Regions from separate parts of the Homo sapiens genome. Here all the other regions are linked to region 3. The links are chromatin loops, found by intact Hi-C in ENCODE. Cell type or tissue: prostate gland. All regions are shown on one strand.

Region 1 (5,000 bases), 370 kb before region 3:
TTGAGACTAGCCTAGGCAACATGGTGAAACCCTGTCTCTACTAAAATACAAAAAAAATCAGCCAGGTGTGGTGGTGGGCGCCTGTAATCTCAGCTATCAGGAGTCTGAGGCATGAGAATTGCTTGAACCTGGGAGGCGGAGGTTGCAGTGAGCTGAGATCGTGCCACTGCACTCCAGCTTGCGCAACAAAGCGAAACTGTCTCAAAAAAAAAAAAAATCTAAACATTGAACTTTAGAACCAAAATGAAATCTTACTGTAACCCTAATGTACAATACTAAGAAAACAAATATTTTCATTGACATATTGAACTTATAAAATAATGTATCTTCAAAAAAAAGATTCTCTTAGTTTTAACAAATATTCATGCTTAAGTAATGTCTTCAGCTCCACATTTTCAGAACCCTATTAACTCTCACTTAGCAAAATTAGCATACTGAACTCTCTAAACTATTTAATGATTTGATTTATATATGTTCATTCTAATGAACAATGGATGCTAATAACAGTATTCTGTGAGGAGTAAGGTTTTTTTTGAGGTCAGCAGTGTTTAGATTAATCAGGTTGACATTTCTTGCTGGTGGGTCATGAACTGTTGATAATAGCATTAAATGGTGATTCAGTTGTTGCAGAAGGTACAACTCATTATCCAGCTACTATATTAAATCATTACAGAAACAATTGGCACTCCACACCCATGTGTTCTGCAGCAATGGTACATCAGGGAAGTATATTTGTTTCTTTTATTTACATCTCAAATTTTTTTGGAGGCTTACCTACATTCTTAAAGGATGCTACAGCATTGCCACTACTTTAGGGAACGAGGATGATTATCTTGACTGATTTGGGGGGATGAAGGGATATATAATCCTTTTAATAACACACCCAAAGTCTTCTCTTTATATTGCGAGCCTTTCTGAAACCTTGTTTTCATAATGAGTGTACCTGGGTTGCAAGTAATAAAAACAAATATATTTATGGATTTTTAAATTGGGTTTAAATTTAACATAAATTATTATTACAAGGATATGGGTCTTTTAAAAAGATTTGTATTCATTTTAAGAGAGAAATGATGCTTGGCCAGGCACAGTGGCTCATGCCGGTAATCCCAGCACTTTGGGAGGCCGAGGTCGGCAGATCACCTGAGGTCAGGAGTTCAAGACCAGCATGGCCAACATGGAGAAACCCCATCTCCACTAAAAATAAAAAATAAGTCAGGTGTGGTGGCGCATGCCTGTAATCCCAGCTACCTGGGAGGATGAGGTAGGAGAATTGCTTGAACCCGGGAGGCGGAGGTTGTGGTGAGCCGAAATCATGCCACTGCCCTTCAGCCTGGGCAACAAGAGCGAAACTCCATCTCAAAAAAAAAAAAAAGAGAGAAATGATGCTTGGAAAGTTCACAAATGTGCTGTAGAAGTAATTTCTTCCGAAAGGTCATTGTTATAGAAATCTCTTTAAGAAAAATTTAAGAGATGAGCTGGATTTGTTTTTTACAGTTGTTAATCTATTGCCTTTTAAGATAAACCTTAGTAATTTGGTATGCATTGAATCAGAAATTGTTGGTGTCTTTGAATTTTAAAATCAAGTATGTTTTCAGTGTGTCCCGTGTGTATAGGCAGTGAATAGATAGTAGCATGACAATTGTATTAATGTTGATTTCATTTCTTATTGGATAGTAAAGAATTAGTGAAGTCAGTTTCTAATTATTAATAAAATACCCCAAACACCCAGCCCCACGGTTTCACAAATAGGTGCTCGATCATAATTTGTTAATGAATGTGTGACACTTGGGTAGAAGCAGGAGAGCTTTTTGGCATTTTGTATTTGCCAGAATATACTTTAAGGAGCTAAGTATAGGAAAAAGGAATATTTCCCTTTATAATGAAAAGGAATATTAACATCTTCAAAGTAATTGCCTTATTTAGGGTAAATAGGTTCTTCAAATCTATGCTGACTCTTTAAGAGAAACAATATAGCATTGGAAAATTATGGGCCACTAGAGGTCACTGTTTAGTAATCAACTTTTAATGAACCAGAACAGTCAGGAGAGCCAATAAATTACAGTGTGGATTTTTCTAATTATGAATTCATATTTAATCATTCAATGACAAGTTAACTTTGGAAATGGTTTTGTGTACTTTGCATATGTGGTTATGCTAATGCACTATTATATTTCTCTGATGTTGGCCCTCCATCATTAGAATAGAACATTGCCAAAGGCTTTGTTATATAATCTTAATTACTAATTATGAGACATAATTAACCTTGTTACCGCCTCCACATCCACACAGTTTTTGGAAATAAAGTTTTACTCTAAATAACAATTACTTTTAAGTGAACATAGGTGTAATGGTTATGATCAGTTCCTCCTCCTCCCTCATGTCTTGTCTTCCTGCTTCATTCTTGGTTTCCGTTGCTCCCATCCCTTTCTCTGCTGTCTTATTTCTTTCCTTCCCTCCTTTGGATTCCTTTTCCACTTTATTTTGTCAGTGATTGAATGTTTCTTCTCAAGCTTTCCAGCCTTGATTCAATGAGTAGAAGAATGTGACTTTTACTGCATATGTTAAAGTAATCCTAGGGTGGGCAACTTGAGCTGAGCCAACCAGCAGTGCAAAGGAAGATTGTATGCATATAAGCAAGCATGCTGCTGCTGCTGTTGCTGCGAGCAGATGGCTGTCTTCAGGCTGTCCAGCCCAGAATCCATTCAGGAAAAAGCAGATTTCCGTACTTACATGATAAAAACTGTTTTCCTCCTTACAGGCTAGGCTAGTTGCTCAAGAGGAGGCCTCATGATCTTAGGGAAAAAACAACATGTGCACATGTGTTTCCTTTTTTTGAAAACAGCCCTGTGCATTATTTCTTAGAAAGCAGGCACATCACACCATTGCTCGGACTTCCTCTACTTCTTGCTGCTTTTACCATCCCTGCTGCTATGCCACTGCTATACAGTTATATCCACCTCACTGTTCTGAGATTTCAGTCTGCCCAAGATATACTTCTGATAAATTGTTCAGAAACTTTCTCTGGTTCCTGATGCTCACCCAGTCCAGCCCAGTCTTCCTTCTCAGCCTGCCATTCAAGGCTCTCCACACTCTGGATCCAACTTACTTTTCCATTCTTATTTTCTGCTACTTCTTTCCACATGCCTTAAATTCTAACCAAACTGGACTATTCACTAATTCTTAAATATTTACCTTATTTACTCAAGTCCCAATGTAGATGCCACCTCCTGTGATCTCTCCTTAGGTAAAAGTCACCCTCCCTGTGAAGCACCATGACAGGTTAGGGTCTCACCTACATTGTAATTACTGTATACCTATGTTCTCAGCTACACTGTAAGTCCAGAGATTCTTGACAAATAAATCAAGAGTGCTAAAATTTCCAATTAAAAAACCTATTTGGCAGAGTATCTGGCTTTCTAATTTTATTCTGGGAAAAGTAAAATAATTTTATAATGCTAAGGTTTGTAATATTAGGGAAGGTCATGGGATATCCTAGAACTCTCATCTACAAAAGATAAGATAAGCCTTTGTCCAATAAGTTGAGCTCTGTCTGAACACATAAGAATAGTAGTCAGCTTGCCCTTCTCGATTACCTGCTTTATAATATCACTGGGAATACAAACAGTTCTCTATTAAATCTCCTAAATGAGAGGAAAATGTATTTTATAATTTAAAATGGTATGTTCATTTTGTATGTACATAGCTCTATTTTGAAGAAATTGAGTTTTGTTAAAACAGTCTTTTGCTTATAACAGCTCCAGATTGCTTGTGTTTTGGTAAAAATAAGAGATGTGGAAGATACATGGATTTTGAACTTGAACTATATTTTGGGGGCTCTTTTCAAGTATTAGTTCCAGTGGCTGAGTACAGTATGTAAATTTCATTATTATTAGAGGGGGAGGTGTGCATAACCACTTTTTTTCTCTATTAGAGCAGCAATAATAAAGTTTTGCATGTCTGAACCTATCTATGTACTTAGTTATGACAGAAGCTAACTTGCAAGCTTGTTTGTTTACAAATAAAAAAGGTAAAGAGTTACCTGTTTGGAGTTTGGAATGTACTTTCCTTGGAAAAAATATTTTCTAATATATTTAGGTCCCTATTATTTTCAACCTCACATATATTGAGAATATCCCTAAATTATAACACAATTAGCATCATATTTCTGTGGGAAATGATTTCAGAGATTCTTCGTGGGATACCAGCCCCTCCTATCCTATCCTTTGAGGAAAAAAAAAATCACCTGCTATCTCTTCCTCCCCTTTTCTAAGCTGTGGGATCTGAAATTTTCTCTGGGGATTCACCTGCTTTTCCAAAATTCCAACTATCTAATTTCTAAAGAGATTTTCTAACTCTGTATTTCCATCACAGACTTTTCTGATTTCTGGATCTGCATTTTTATTTATTGGACTCCTTCAATCAAGCTCATTTTTGGAGTCAAACTTTTTCATTTCAGTAAAACCAGCTCTAGCTCTTGGTCCTCTATAGTATATTACAATTTCAGTTTTTCTAATCTTTTAGGTTCAAATTCTGAAAGTAGCACTGTCCAATAGAAATGTAATATAAGCCACATGTGTAATTTAAAATTTTTTAGTAGTCACATTAGAAAAGTAATAAGAAACACAGGTGAGGATAATTTCAGGAATACATTTTATTTAACCCAGTATATCAAAAACATAATTTCAACATGTAATCAATATAAAATTTATTCAGATACTTCACATTTTTTCATACTAAGTCTTTGAAATATGTGTGTTTTACACTTAAAGCACATCTGAATGTGAACTAGCTATATTTTAAGTTCTCAGCAGCCACATGTTGCTAGTAGCTACTCTGTGGGACAGGACACAGCCTTAGAGAGTCTGCCGCTACATTTTTCTCTTAGCCAGTGACATATTCTGGTTCTGCACTACCTGTCAAAGTTTGTTAAATACATGCAAGGAAATTTACAGAATTTTTCTCGTTCCTTTTTTCCTATACTTCTTCCACTCCTGTTTTTA
Region 2 (5,000 bases), 400 kb before region 3:
AAAATTAAGAAACGGGAAGAAAAGTATTTTTCTATGCACTAATGGCATATTTTATTAACCCTTTACCTTAGGCTATAACATTTTTTTTTTTTGCAGCATTCTTTCATTAGATAAGCAGCTGGAGGAAGGAGGCTAGTTAGTTTACTGTAATTGTTAAATATCTACAAACATTCAGATAGTTAAAATAATTATTTCCATATAAAATCCTGGGTAGAGGTGAGGTTTTTCTAAAAATAAATGATAATTTTGAGAAAGGAATAAGAGCAGCGACATAATTCTGACTTTGAGACCTGTAATCTTTGATAGCAAACTTTTTTTGTTTTTTTTTGAGACAAAGTCTTGGTCTGCTGCCCAGGCTGGAGTTCAGTGGCGTGATCTCAGCTCACGGCAACCTCCGTCTCTTGGGTTCAGATGATTCTCCTGCCTCTTCCTCCCATGTAGCTGGGATTATAGGCATGAGCTACCATGCCCGGCTAATTTTTTATATTTTTACTAGAGACATGGTTTCACCGTGTTGGCCAGGCTGGCCTCGAACTCCTGACCTCAGGTGATCTGCCCACCTCGGTCTCTCAAAAGTGTCGGGATTATAGGTGTGAGCCATGGCGCCCAGCCGCAGACTTTTAAATACAGCATTTAGAAAGGTTTGATGACATCTTATGGTCTTTAATTGGACTGAACTTTTACATTCTTATTAGTACACATATAAAATCAACAGCTTTTCATGATTCGGCATTTACATCTTAAATCCTGCACTTTGCTCTGTTAGGAAATAGAGCAACACTGGATATTTCAAGCTAATAGGAAAAGTCTACATTTGATACAGAAAAGTTACCTTACGCAATATTGAGGAGCTAGTGAACAAGGGTTAGGGGGTGGGGGTGCCAGAGACCAGAGCATGCAAGAATGAGAGAGAGATTACATTGTCCTCTTCCATTTTAGTTGGTAGTTTCTACTGAAAACTGTAAAGTTTAACTTTTTGGAATTGTAACTATCCAAAGTGGGAATGTAAACTATATTGAACAAAATTTATTTAGCCTGTTAAAAAGTCAACCTAAAACTATGGTTAATTAGTTTATATTATTACATCACTTTTAGTAGAGACTCAACAATCAGTGCAGAGTAAGAGGAGCTATTATCAGGTGAGCTGACTGCTACCCATATGGGGCTTTAAGATAATGATGAGTTTAAATTTCCTCTTAGAGCTAAGTGAGAATAAAACTGGAGGCAATAAATACTCTTGGCCAAAGCCATTAAATGAAAAAGCTGGGAATTCTCCAGCTCTTGACTTAAATTGTTTGTTTATCAGCTGGCGCCTAGTCTGGAGTCAAGAGCTGGAGATTTCTATCTGTGACAGAACTTTGAAACTCTTGCAGGACACTTTCATTTCAACTTAAGGTAACTTGAGTTTATAGCTTTGGCTTTAAAGATTACTAATGATTTACTCATTTCCTTACCATTTAACCAGAGTGGACTTTTTCCCAGGAAGGGATCTGTGTTTATTTAGGGCCTTTGTCTGCGGAGGGATTAAAAGGCAGCCCACCAGCATTGTGAACTTGATGGTCATAAAAGGTCACCAAAACACACCATAAAAACATTCTTACCATGGAATTAATTATACAGTGTAATTTTACAAAGCAACTTGGTTACTCCATCTTACCCCCTCCCCCATATTTAAACATTTCAACTTTTAAAAAGTAAATCTTTGGTATAATTTTGGTTTATGAAAAAAATGTTTTATGATGTTTAAATGCTGAGGAAATTGTCATGTGCATATGTACAGTTTAATTGCTTAAAAATCTTAAAATTTTTGAAATGAAAATGATCATTTATTGTTAAACTGTGGGATGAATAACTTGTTTGGGAGGAGGTTAGAGTAGTCAGAAGAGTTGGTTAGTATTTCATAGAACAGCTCAGTTTCCAAAAACCTAAGTCCAGCTAAGAATTTATCTGTGCCACCAGGTGGCATTGCATCCAAACCTGCTAATGATAAAAGGATTATAAAATATATTATTTTTTGTTAAAGATATAACGATTTTACTTTTGAAGTTGACTGAAAACTACATCTGATATCAAGGTTAAGTATCTGCAAAGAATTGAAAAGATTTCTAAACTCTAAATATTTGTTTTTAGGTTGTTGATATTAAAACGAAAGTAAATGAAAATGAAATATTTGGAGGGGATTGCTATTTTTCATTTAGTAAAATAAGCATTTAACATTTGGCTTTTTTTTTTTTTTTTTTTTTTTTTTTTGCTTGTCTAAACACTGGAGAGGGGAATCCAGCGTATAAAAATTCTCACAAATATTTCAAATCCCCGCCCCCCACCATGTGGCAAGATTCCACCCCCCTCCCTGGGTCTTGTAAAAAAAAAAAAAAAAAAAGTGTCAGCAGGTTTTACTGTATGGGAATTTTTAAAAAGAGGGAGAAACCTCTGAAAGGTGCAAGTTGGTCCTTTTCACAAGCCTAACTATGAGATTCATTAGGCAGTTCATGTTCATGTCTTAAAAGCTGTTTTTGGGAAAGTAAATTCTTGAGTTTCCTGTACTGTTTTTCAGGGAGTCTTTATAGTCTTTTGAATCAGCTCATTTTAAAACAGTGATAATGTAAAAAGCACAATAAAAAAAGGCTCATTATAAATTTTATAAAAGTGTGATTTTTTTCATTAAAATACGTATTCATGTTCTATTTTTATGAACCCATAAATATAAGTTAATAAACTGTAGCAGAAACAATTAAATTACTTAATACAGCTATCCAGGTGATAGGATATGTTGTCAGAATAAATAAAGCTCAGTGTATATTCTATTGATTTTTATTCTTTTAAAAAATGTATTCACCATGCAGAGTGATGTTTAATGCTTAGCTTTGATCATTTAGCAAAAAGCTTAGTGCTACTCATTTTATACTCTTGCCTCTTCTGAGGCTTCTTAATGTGCACAACCTGTTTTAAGAAATGTATATGTTTTCAAAGTAAATGTTTGACCTCCCACCTTGATGTTCCCACTTAAAAGCAAAACCCTCCCCTCCCTTATATTTTGAATAACTTGATGAGAATGTGTGTTGTACTAAAACTAAATATATGCACCCTTCAGTATTACCAAAAGAGACCTTTTGGTTTTAAAAATTAGGAAATTTCACTTTTGAAAGTAGTCTAGACAAAGGTACTCATGACATTTGACCCTGAAATTTTTACTTTTAAACTTGATGCAACAGTCTGCTTCTTAGCTTTGTTGTATGCTAATATTTCTACTTATTTAACATCAAAAAGCTGTAGAGGTTTCTCTTTATAGATTATGCCTGTGTTCTGGAATTGCCTCCTGCTGTCCATGAATTGCTTCTTGGCTTGTTGTGTTAGAATTTCTCACCAGGGTCTTTTGTGAGCTATGTAGCCAACATTAAAAAAAAAAAAATCAAATTTGATAGAGTAAACTGGACTAGTAAAAATTATACTTACTATTCATAATTATAATTGAGGTTTCTTGGCTCAGCATATCAATTTTATGCAGTAAGAGTAAGCACATACAAATCTCATGTAATGATATGCATACATATAGTTGCCTACAATGACTGTTTTTCTAGTTATTTCTATAATATTAAAATGATTTTTTTGCTGAAATTCCAGAAATCTAAAAACATTGAAAAATAATGATAATGAGAAAAACAATTCTTACTTGTTAGGGTATATGTTATTTAGTAATGAAGCATTTAGATTTTGGATTCTCTCATTTCAGTTGGAAATAGTATTGGTGTAAGTGAGTGTTGCCATGGGAACCTCCACATAGATATAAAAGGCAATACTGTCTAAGTGGAGGAGGAGGGGCGATGTACTGAAATACCACTGGCCTAAATGATCTATTTTATGTATGTGTGTTGGTGTGGGGGTGAGAGCTAGGATGAAAAGGGGAGAGAAAGTACTACAGAAAGTAAATGTTAGCAGTCAAAGCAATTTACTCACACTTTTGGATTCTTTTAGATAGAAGTGTTTTAAAGCTCGAAATGTGATTCTTAATTATTGGTATCATTTGCACACACTGGGGAGTCTTTGCATATCTTATTTTTAATGTACAGTGGAATATGTTTAACTTACTTGGTTTTAGATAAAATTTAATTTAGTGAAATTTGAGAGTTAGGATTTCAGTCTTTGAAATGGCTTTATACATGTTATTAAAGATGTTATATTTAATTCTTTTTAAATATCTGAAATTTAGAAAAACTGATTAGGACACAGTTAATGTGGCTTTCAAAGAAAAGCTGGCATTTTGGCTTTATAGTATTTTTAATACTAGATTTTTAGTAATTTTCTATAAATATATAGGCAAGGAAACAATGACTTACTGTATCTGCATGTGTAATATTTTATGGTTAAAAAAATAAAGAATGAAAACAACAAAACCTAACATAAAATCTTTTTATATCCCTTAGGAGCACATAAAGATTGTAGAGATAGAGATGATTAGAGAACAACCAATTTAACTGCATGCAAAGTAACATTTTTGTTTTTTGTATGTTTAGGTTACAAAAAAACAATGAAATTGTGCCCAACCTGAGTTAGCCTGGTAAAATGCAGCAGCATCATCATTGCAGTTTTAACACTATGGATTCTGGTTGTCAGATACAAATATAAAAAAAAGAAGAGATATTAACTGACAAAAACTGTTTAAACTTACCTTTTTAGTCAATCCAGAGAAAAAGCTGCCAAGGTAATAAAACATCCAGAAGTTTTTAAGTTAAAACGAGTAATTTAAATTAAAAGGGGTGAGGGGGCATGAGCAAGCAAGGGAGAAGAAAAAAGGGGTGAAAACGACAGGCACTTTGCTTCCTGGGCCTGGCTGTATCTGATGTAAATTAACCAGCAGTGGGGAGTGTATTGTTTCCAACTCCACATAAACAATGCTGGGTATCTCTTTGGGAATGGGTGGGTGCTGGGATGGATGGAGGTTGTTGAGAAGGGAACTGGCAAGCAGAGTTTATAATCTATTAGTGGATTTTTTTTGGCATGCG
Region 3 (5,000 bases):
CCTCTTCCTCATTAGAGGCACACAAGTGGGGCCCTCTAGGCCCCACACCCTCTGGGCGCGTGCCCTCCCTGACTCCCTACGCCAAGACTAAAAAATTTGAAGACTCAGACCACATGTTCCTACCTCACAATCTCTCTAAAAAGAGCCTCTCTATACTGAACCGGCTCCTGTCACCTGAGAAATCTGCTGGAAAAGAAAGCTGGATATTGAAGCAGCAAGACCCAGAGGAAGAAGCTGCTGGTTAGTCTCTGGCTGGTTATTTTCTTCCACAGATGCCTGGGACCCTAGCTTCCCTTGAGTCTTAGTTGCTTTGTCTGTAAAATGGAGATGATTGTAATAACCTTGGGACCAACCTCACAGGTTGTTAGGAGGAAGCACTTAAAAATTTTTTTATTGCCATATAACTTACGTATAGCAAAGCATACAAATCTTAAGCCCCCAGTTCACTGAATTTTTATATATGTATACATTTGTGTAACTACTACAAAGATCAAGATAAAGAGTATTAGCAGCCCCCAGAAGGCCATGAAGAAGCACTATGAGAACTAATTTTAGACAGTGATAGTGTTATCTCTAAGTCAAGAGATCAACAGGTCAGTCTAGTATGTGGCCCTTGAAGACACTTGATAGTGTCTTCAAGACAAGAATTGACAAACCAAATATACATGTCAAGGGGCTGTGGGAATCTCTGGTCTGGAGGAGCATTTGTGGGCCTTTTCTGCAAACCCCTAGGCACTCAGGGATTGGGGGAAAATTGAAGATCAGGCTTTAATTCGTTTTGAGACAACGCATTCTCTTTTGTGAATGGCTGGGGCTGGCATGTTCATTTACAAGTTAGGGGTAAGCCCAGAGAGAGAGGCCTGAGAACCTCTCCCAGGGGATGGAAATCTGAGTTGATGTCCGTAAGACTAAGATTCAAGCCTTGGGGTAACTTATTTCAGTGTTCTCCCCTGAATCCAAGGCTGGTATGATGTGTGGAGGAAATTCCCCAAAGGAATATGTGGCCATGAGATACATAGGGTAACCAGTTTTCTGAAAAGTATAACCTCAATAGCTAATACATACAATTGGTGCACTTCACAAACACTACAAAAAGATTTTATAGAAAAAAAATTCTCTACTCAGATCCTCTGAACACCAGTTCTTCCCAGGGGAAGCACTGTTACTGATGACTTGTCTGTCCTTCTAGCCCTTTTGTACATTCCTTCTTTTTTAAAAGCACAGTGGTAAGCTCTCACTACATATGCTGCCCTGTTCTTGGAGCTTTTCCTAAATACTGCCCATGACAATTCTCCATGACAGGTATACTGGCTCAGAAAGATATGCTCATCCCAGATAAAATTGAAGCCAACCTTGTCTAGCCTGACACACAGAAGGGCTGCTTTAGCCTGGGTTCTAGATCCTGGCCCACAGTTAATGGGTTTGGTGACCTTAAAAACAGTCAGCTAACTTGGCCGCAACATCATTACCAGCACCCCCTTTCTCCCTAGGGGAGCAGAGCCATGGGGAGGAGGCAATAAGGCACTGACCATGACTAGACCTTCAACCAGTTTCTGGAGTCAGGGGAAATTGAAAGTGCTTCTTGGAATTTTTAACTATTCTGTCTAGCAGCTATAAAAACTGTGCTCAGGTCATTAGCCCACCCTGAGTGTCTACCTCCGATCCCATTTCCTTAGTCCTCTTTGGAGCTCGATGGGGTGGCCCTGGGCCTGGCCCCCACCCAGGCCTGACAGAGGCAGGAGGGTATGGCGGGGGCCTAGGGCTTTGCCCCAGACCTTGGACCCCGCAGCGTCTGCCAGGAGACGTCGGAGGAAACGCTTTTACCACCTGGGCGACCTTGACTGCAGCCGATTAAAGTTTAATCCGAGGTGTGTGCTCAGACTTGCCATGTTATTTAAACACATCAAAGGTCATAAAAAGATTCCAATGGCGTGAGCCGCTCCGACGCGGGCCCGCAGGGAGCCAGCATTTGATTCTGGTGGATTTCCAGAGCCAGGATTTAGAGCGCAGGGCGGGAAGGGGAGTATAGGAAAAAAAGGGAAAAGCCAGCTTTCACAGAGGAATGCTAGACTTCAAAAAGCGGCAGGGGAAACCGAGTCTCGGCCCGAGGAGCAGAGACAGCGCCCTTGAGTTCCGATTAACTGGGAAGACATCTAGTGGGAAGAGGTCGCAACTGCAGCGGTGTCCTGCGAGCATCCTCCGCCGCCGCCCACAGCGACTGCAACCTCCTGGATTGGATGGGGGTGGGAGGCCTCAAAGAGAAGCCTCTCTCTCCCTGGCCTCCCCGTCGACAGTGGAGTGCTTACTTTATTGCCTGCGTGATTGCAGGGCTGGGTCTGGGTTCCCACCCAGGGCAGAGACGCTATTTCCACCTTGACAAGAAAGATCTAGCTGTCCACCGAAAGCACAGGGCCCAGGATGCCTGGATTCCCATCTAACTCTTCCTGGGGCTCCTGATCCTAATGCGGGCAAATCCCTGGAGCGCCCATATGTAGGTTCTCCTGGAGGGTGCAGAGTGGCTCTGGGGACCAACAGATTGCTGCAGAAGTTAAGTGAGTCCAGAGGCTGGCATGCAAAACCGCTGGAGCTACAGACTGCTGCCCACGAGGCCTTTGGCAAAGCACAGGAGCCTAGCTTCTTAGGATTCGAAGGTGACATTTTCCCCATCTCTGCCGTGGGGCCATCTGGCCAGATCTGATCCTGGCTGCCTTCTTGCATCCAGATTCTAATTTCTGTGAAGGATTGGCCTCTCTCACAACCCCATGGAAATGAGCCCCACATATAGAGAGCTGGCTCTTATCTGAGCTCCTCTGGCCCCACCAGCACCTCCTAACCTTATGGCCAAAAGATAGAGAATTCTGTGCAGGCCTCTCCATGTGCCTCTGAGATGCTCACTGCAGGTTCTCTATTGGGTGCCTTCGCCTGCTTCAAATGGGGTCCGCCTTGTAGGGGTGTGCCTCCTTGCTGACCACTTTGGCTGAGTCTGAGTCTGAGTTCTCTCCTTCAGTCTTTTTTTTTTTTTTTTTTTTTTTTGAGACAGGGTCTCACTCTTTCGCCCAGGCTGGAACATAGTGGTACTATCATGGCTCACTGCAGCCTCAACTTGCTGGGGATCAAGCAATCCTCCCACCTCAGCCTCCCCAGTAGCTGGGACCACAGGCACATGCTACCACACCTGGCTAATTTTTGTGTTTTTTAAAGAGACTGGGTTTCTCCATGTTGCCCAGGCTCTCTCAGTCTATTAGTTGTGGCATTAGATCATCCTAGAATTGTCAGGAAGAGTGGCACCAGTATACTCCTTTTGGGAATGATATAGAAGGCCAAGGAACCATGCTCCACATTTCAATGTATGAATCCCAGGACATTGTGGAGCCCCCACAGGCAGCTCTACCGATAGAGTTTCCAGGGCTTCTGTAGGAGGCCCCCCACCCTGTCATGCTCAAGTCTCTGGGACCTAGCATCGGCCAGGCCTCTGGGAAGCGGCCTCTTCCTTTTCCATTTTACCCATCAAGTTGCCTACCCATACTCCTCCAGGGTTCGCACTCTCCCTGATTCTCAAATGAAGGCTTAAGGGACCCTGTTCTTTGGCTTTGTTACACAACCCCCTACAACCCCCACCCCCCTTGAAAAAATGGAAGAACTGGAAATAGTGGAAGAGGCCATTCTAGCAAATGCCTTGAAGCCCTTCACTGAGACATTAGCCGTCTCTTATCACTCACAGAAGTGTTTCCCCAAAGGGGTACAAGGGCTATGACTCCTTCTGTGCTCCCACCAATCACCTAATGGCTGGATAAACCTCAGGTAGGAAGACTCCGTTGTTTTATTTAATCAGCTACAGACTATTAAAGTAGCAGTGGGTAAGGGCTAGGGGAAGAAAGGACTGCAGGTGGGCTAACCAGATTTAGCTTCAGAAAAACTGAGACCCAGATCATGTCACAAGTGAACCTGGGATCCAAGGGCCTGGATCAGTCCAGGTCACATGCTGAGTTCCAATGGGCTGCTGTGTGAGCTTGGAGCAGAGCTGATCCCTTAATCCTCTCAACCTGAGACAGACAAACATACACACACACACACACACACACACACACACACACACACACACACGATCCAGAAAGTCCCCTCCCAGCTCACCTGGTTAGGCCCACACTGGACCCCTGTCTGGATTCCACACCCCCAGCCAAGCAACCCTGCTCTGCTCCCAGCAGAAATCACAGGGACTTCTATTCCTCAGGGTGACAAACGAGTCTGCTTGCTCTTGGTGACATCAAATTACTTTGCACCAGCCTAGGGTCCCATGACCTGACATAACCTCACATTAGATCCTAGAAATGTAAAGAAATATGGCCTTTTAAAAGTGGCTGAGAGCAGGTAATTGCTAGCAGGCTTGAAGGGTTGTCCCAAGCTCAGCTCGCGACCTCTGCCTCCGAAGCTGATACCAGCAGGAATTCATGCGTTTGGACTCTCTATGGGCAGAAGGTCGAGCCTGCATTTAACTCTGGACAATAATCAGGTTCTTAAAGCCCAGATTGTTTTTGTGCAGTTACAGAAATCACAGGGAGGCTTTGGACCTAAATGGCAAGGAACACTCGACAGTGGCACCGCCCCCACTGCCCCCCAGCCAGGCTTCCACAAAGAACAGGCTTCAGCGGAGAATGGGCTTCTGCTAAGCTTTAAAAACAGGCCTTCTTTGAGCTGCTGTAGCTTAAATTTTTGTGGAGAATTACAGTTTCATTGCTTCTTATTCTTCTCCCTCCCATCTCTCCCTTCCTCTTTGTCTCCTGGCTTGTCTGTGGCTTCTCTCTTCCCCTCTCCCTCTTCCTCCGAATTGTTTGACTTCTGCAGTCCCCACCCTTACCCTGACCCGAGCCCTCACCCCTGCGGTGAACTCCATCTTAGGATCTGGAGACATGGGACCCTTAAACCCACCACTGTGCCCAAGGCTTGGTAGGAGTCAATCTTGCTGATACCCCACAGACAGTGGGCAGAGAGCTCATGGCTTC
Region 4 (5,000 bases), 560 kb before region 3:
TGAACTCTGAAACAACTTTAAGCAACAAAACATATGTGTACTCGAGTCCCTGAAGAAGAGGAAAGACAGAAAAAACAGCTGAAGAAATAATGGCCTAAAATTTTCAAAATTTAATGAAAACCATAAGTATACAGATACAAAAAGGTCACTGAACCCCAAGCATAAAAAATAAAGAAAATAAAGAGGACACAACATAATCAACCACTTAAATTCAATGATAAAGAGTAAATCTTAAAAATAGTAAGAGGAAAAAAACACATTAAATATAAAGGAAGAAAAATACCAATGACACTGAATTTCTCATCAAAAACAATAAACGTGAGAAGAACCACATTTCTAAAATACTCAAATACAAAAACTATCTATCTAGAATTCTATACACAACAAAAATCTCTTTTAAAACTAAAGGTAAAATAAGACTTTTCCTAACATACAAAAGTTGAACAAATTCATCAACAGAAGACCTGCACTACAAAAATGTTAAAGAAAGTCCTTTCAGGTAGAAGGAAAATTATACCAGACAGAAACCTTTATCTATGCATTTTACCAGGTTGGTTCTTTATAAGAATCCTTAAAATTACTTACAATACACTGAAGAATACTTAAGTACTCCAAAAGGTACCACTACCATTTTGAAGGGAAAATGGTTAATTCAATTTCCTAAATGTTAATTTACATTACTAGAATTTCAAATTTGAAGTTGCATAAAATCTCCCTAAGAATTATGTACCATGGTAAATTTATCAGTCAGTGCTTGACCAGATAAGCAAACAGCTGGGGAGAGAGAGAAAGACAGACAGACGAACAGACAGACTGAGAGAGACACTAAGAGATTTGATCTTGTGTAACTGTAGAAGCTGGAACTAGCTTGTGTAAGGCAGGCAATCAAGAAAGACATCATAAAGTGGGAAAAGCAAGAACAAAATAGGATCCACAATCACCAGATGAAGCCCACCAGAACGGACTGAAAACTGAAGTCCATGTTGGTTTTTATTCTGACCCTGATAGTCTCAAGATGTCTTGAGCATGCTGGGGTCCTTCCTGACAGACCTAACCCAAGAGATGGAGAAACTGAAAGAGGATTCCACAGAAGGTAGGGCAATTGCAGCCTGGCTACTACTACCTCATACCAACAAGGTGAGCCAGGAGAGAAGCCACAACTTGTATAAGCTACAAAAATGGCTGCTGCTTCACTTCTGCCTTCAAATCTCATGCAAGAATCTCTCTTGTGTCTCATCCTAAACAAATTACAGAGAAGAGAACTCTGGAAAATAAGTTCAGCCTAGCAAGGTGACATATTACAAAGCTACCACCACAAAATTCCATTTATCAGAAAGAACTCCATTTGACTTAAGTTCCCGCAACTCAAAATTCTAAACTTTAAACTTTTAATACATATGATCCTTCAATTGTATTATCAATGAGTTTCATCTAACCATACCATTATGTGTCCTGGTATATTCTGATAAGAAAAATTTCTTCTATAAATGAGAAAACCATTTCAATGACTAATATCCACAAAGACATTACATTACTGTACTAAAACTATATGCTGATTTTTTCCCACAATTTATCCTTTCTGAAATGGAGATGCATCTTACAATCAACGGTATGTCTTAGTTTACTTGGATTATTTTTTTCCTGGCAGTAATGATGTATAACCATAGCTTCTCAGGCTCAATGAAGCAAGATATTAAAGGCTTCCCAAAATCTTTGCAGGAACTACTGATTTTCTATTAAAATTGTAATCAGGACAATCTTAAATAAATGTAAACCAAATTCCATAAAATGTGCAACATAATTTAAAAGGTATTAAACTTCTTTTTTCTGGTTTTCAATCAAAACATGCTAAGTAAATGGGCAATGTGGCACAGTTATGTGATCGCTAGAGGGAGACAAATGACTGCTGAGTTTTAGTAATACAAAATCTTTCAATTCATTTGTTAGCTGTTAAAAACTGGTATTTTCATCCCTTTAAATACCAGAATACCCACAATATTTATAAAATGATAAAGTACAAAATAGTGCTTTTTTAAAACTTCTTAAAAGAACTGGAAGGCCACAGAAAAACACTAAAGATGCATAAAAAGAAAACATTGTAAATAGCTCACATATAGTAAACCAGGACTGTCCAAGAATGATAGTTTTTAAATATATGTTTTTTTAAATCATTTTTCAAGACCATAAAATCCCATATTCCAAATAAAACGTCACCTTCAGACCCTTCTTTTGACTACAATTAAAGCTGGTCAGAATGCCACAAGCCCCAAAACTCATTGTTATCTATTTATTCCATAAATACTTGATGAATAAAGAGACATACTATACTTGTATCTGTTATTATAAGCCATTGTAATATAGTAACAAAAACACCTAGCTTGGGTTTTCAGGTTCTCAACTTTGCCACTTGTTAACTAGACGACTTATCCATGAGGAAGCCTGAACTCAGAAAAACTAAGTGACCACCTTATTTCAATGAGAATAAAAAGGAAAACTCTATCTGATGACAAGTTGTTCTTTGCAGTATATGCTGTCACTCTACAACAACACAAAATATCTTTACGTTTTAGAGAAGAAACAGCCAAAAAGATAAAGATAGCTTAAGAGGTCCACACTAACCAGAGAAGAGATCTTGCACATTCTCTCACTCCCATACCTATGATACTTCCCAAATACCTGGTGATGTCTCCTACCCAGTTTGTGAAACTTAAGAATCAAAACAGTATGAATACATTTAACAGTTTGTAACATCCTCCATTACATTGTTTTGGCAATATTACTTTAATATTCTCAAATATAGTTCAAAAATGCCTTGAAGTACATCACATCCATCTTATTATTCAAGTTGAAAATACAATTATATGAAAAAAACTCAATTCATAGTTTAGGCTCCAAAAAAATTATAAGCTAAATTAACTGAAAAACTTAACAGAGGCACAGCTCTTTTTACTCCTATTTGAAAAACAAGATTCAAAATCACTGGTTCTCTGAGCCTCAGTTTTAACTCTTTCAATTTCCAATACGTATCTAGCACTCCAAAATACAAACAAGAACACAATGAAACACACAAACTGCTAATTTTCACAGAAGTCTTTGATAAATGTAAAGATGGGGTTTCAAAAAATACTCATCAGTACAATAGATTATTTGGCAATAAAAGGAGTGAATTAACAATATATATTACAACATGGATGAACCTTGAAAACATTATGCTAAGTGAAATAAGCCAGTCACAAAGGCCACATATTATATGATTCCATTCATGTGAAATGTCCAAAATACACAAATCCATAGATACAGAAATTTCAATTAGTGGCTGTCTGGGACTGGGGGAAGCAATCAGAAGGTAAACGGTAGAGTAACCACAAGTAAGTAAAAGCTTTCTTTTGGGGATGAATTTGTTCCTAAATTAGACTATGGTAATGGTTGCATGATTTTGTAAATACATTAAAATCCATTGAATTGTATAAACTGGTGAACTTTATGATACACAAATGACATCTCAATAAAGCTGTTTTGAAAAATAATCAATTAGATCAGCTCACATCTTTGGCCCTCAGAAGTATACAGCAGTGGTTAAAAGCACGGACTGGAGCCATACTGCTAGCCTCTATCACTTACTAACTGTGCAATCACGGACAAGTAAGTAGCCTCTCTGTGCTACCTCTGAAAAATGCAGACGATACTGCTTACTTCACAGGACGAAGTTAGCTAACATATGTAAAGCACTCAAATCACCATCTGGCTTTTATTAAGTGTTATATGAGTTATTTTTATTAATGAGCCTTTTTCAAGAGAGGAGGGGAGAAATCTTCCCTTACAGTTGAACCAGAAAGGAATGGAAAATTATCCTTAATAATAGAGTTACTTTTTAAATCTAGGATGTACATGAATAATGAAGTAGATACCACAAAAATCTAGGGGAAATACAATATGTAATTTATTGTTTCTCAATTTATAAACATTATCTTGTTTTAGTTTTAATCTACTTTGTAATCCTAGTTTATTCCTTCAAGCAGCCAATTTCATAAAATAACATTAAAAACAAACACATAATTTAAACCAATCTGTTGTAATAATCCCAACATATCCAATTCTTTTAATTTACCAAGTTAAAGAATTGTAATTATCAGAATTTCATTTAGTTTTAATTATTAGAGCACTTTAGAGTGATAAAAGTCAATGTGATAAAAGATGAAAAATTTTATTAATAAACAATTACAGAATTTAATTCACTTTTATTTTTTGTCAAGTATGGAATAGGTAATAAGCTAGTCATATTATTTTATAAAAGAATGGAAATGCAATAAATTTCTCCTATTATGAAGAAAATGAAGGTCTCTGCTTATTACATGGAGAATCCATTACAAAACTTTAAATGAAATTATAGATGATACATCAGAACAATCTTTCAGATATTCAACAGTTTATATACTCAGTACCTCAAATAGAAGACCTCTAGAACTACTATAGGATTCACACCATGGAACAGATTTAAAACAAGTGCCAAGAAATGTCACAGATTTTATAAGCCATCCAACCAGACCAGTTTGAAAGTCTGGAGTTGTAGCTGCCCAGCAGGCATGCTTGATTAAAATGGAGACTAATTTTGGAATATGAAGCAAATTCATAAAAAAAAAAAAACTAAAAGTCCATTGACTAGTAACAAAGAGGAACTATCTCTCCTGGCCAACACGTTTTATCCCCAGAAATAAACAATTGTCACCACATATGTCTTATAACTTAGAGGGTTTTTTTGGTTACATTATGTATCCATTATACTTTTAGAATCTGAGGGAAATGCTATGAATTTCCAGTCCTGTTGGATGACACTTTATATTGTAGTCCTTCCTTGATGATTCTCTGGTTCCTATTATGAAAAACAGTAAAATAATAATAGCTACTTACATTTAGAGAGAACTTCCCATGCATCAAGTACCATTCCAGGTCCTTTGTCAATTTTTTTCTATAATATGGAATATCATTTAAAAAATCACTTT

What was found. A loop is a pair of places that touch in the nucleus more often than their neighbours do. Peaks named below come from ENCODE experiments on the same cell type or tissue, not always from the same donor. Only the 100,000 strongest peaks of a DNase experiment are listed, where the experiment ranks them.
Region 1: a loop joins it to region 3, with 5 times the contacts of the local background. A loop is called at or near these places in 71 of 110 quality-filtered maps.
Region 2: it touches region 3 in a loop (3-fold over the local background); 16 of 110 quality-filtered maps call a loop at or near these places.
Region 4: a loop joins it to region 3, with 8 times the contacts of the local background. A loop is called at or near these places in 19 of 110 quality-filtered maps.

Annotation. Positions count from the first base shown.
Region 1 is chr7:27,573,539-27,578,538 of GRCh38, reverse strand. All of the region lies in intron 4 of HIBADH (3-hydroxyisobutyrate dehydrogenase), which reads left to right. Among named protein-coding and RNA genes, the nearest start is that of TSL, 40 kb to the left of the region's middle. In prostate gland, a CTCF peak has its summit at 1,988 (motif pointing right); a DNase peak (open chromatin) is centred at 1,998.
Region 2 is chr7:27,602,837-27,607,836 of GRCh38, reverse strand. All of the region lies in intron 4 of HIBADH (3-hydroxyisobutyrate dehydrogenase), which reads left to right. It overlaps LOC107986699 (a long non-coding RNA gene), which reads left to right. Exons shown (of 2, transcript XR_001744911.2): 2 at 1,307-5,000. Among named protein-coding and RNA genes, the nearest start is that of TSL, 11 kb to the left of the region's middle. RefSeq lists an enhancer at 4,440-5,000. In prostate gland, a CTCF peak has its summit at 1,959 (motif pointing right); a DNase peak (open chromatin) is centred at 1,306; H3K27ac peaks cover 549 bases.
Region 3 is chr7:27,207,680-27,212,679 of GRCh38, reverse strand. No RefSeq gene overlaps it. Among named protein-coding and RNA genes, the nearest start is that of HOTTIP, 9.8 kb to the right of the region's middle. RefSeq lists enhancers at 1,332-1,832, 1,833-2,333. In prostate gland, CTCF peaks have their summits at 1,966 and 2,165; DNase peaks (open chromatin) are centred at 2,149 and 4,595; H3K4me3 peaks cover 1,554 bases; H3K27ac peaks cover 3,766 bases.
Region 4 is chr7:27,771,797-27,776,796 of GRCh38, reverse strand. All of the region lies in intron 5 of TAX1BP1 (Tax1 binding protein 1), which reads right to left. Among named protein-coding and RNA genes, the nearest start is that of TAX1BP1-AS1, 34 kb to the right of the region's middle. In prostate gland, a CTCF peak has its summit at 1,882; no DNase peak of the experiment used is centred here.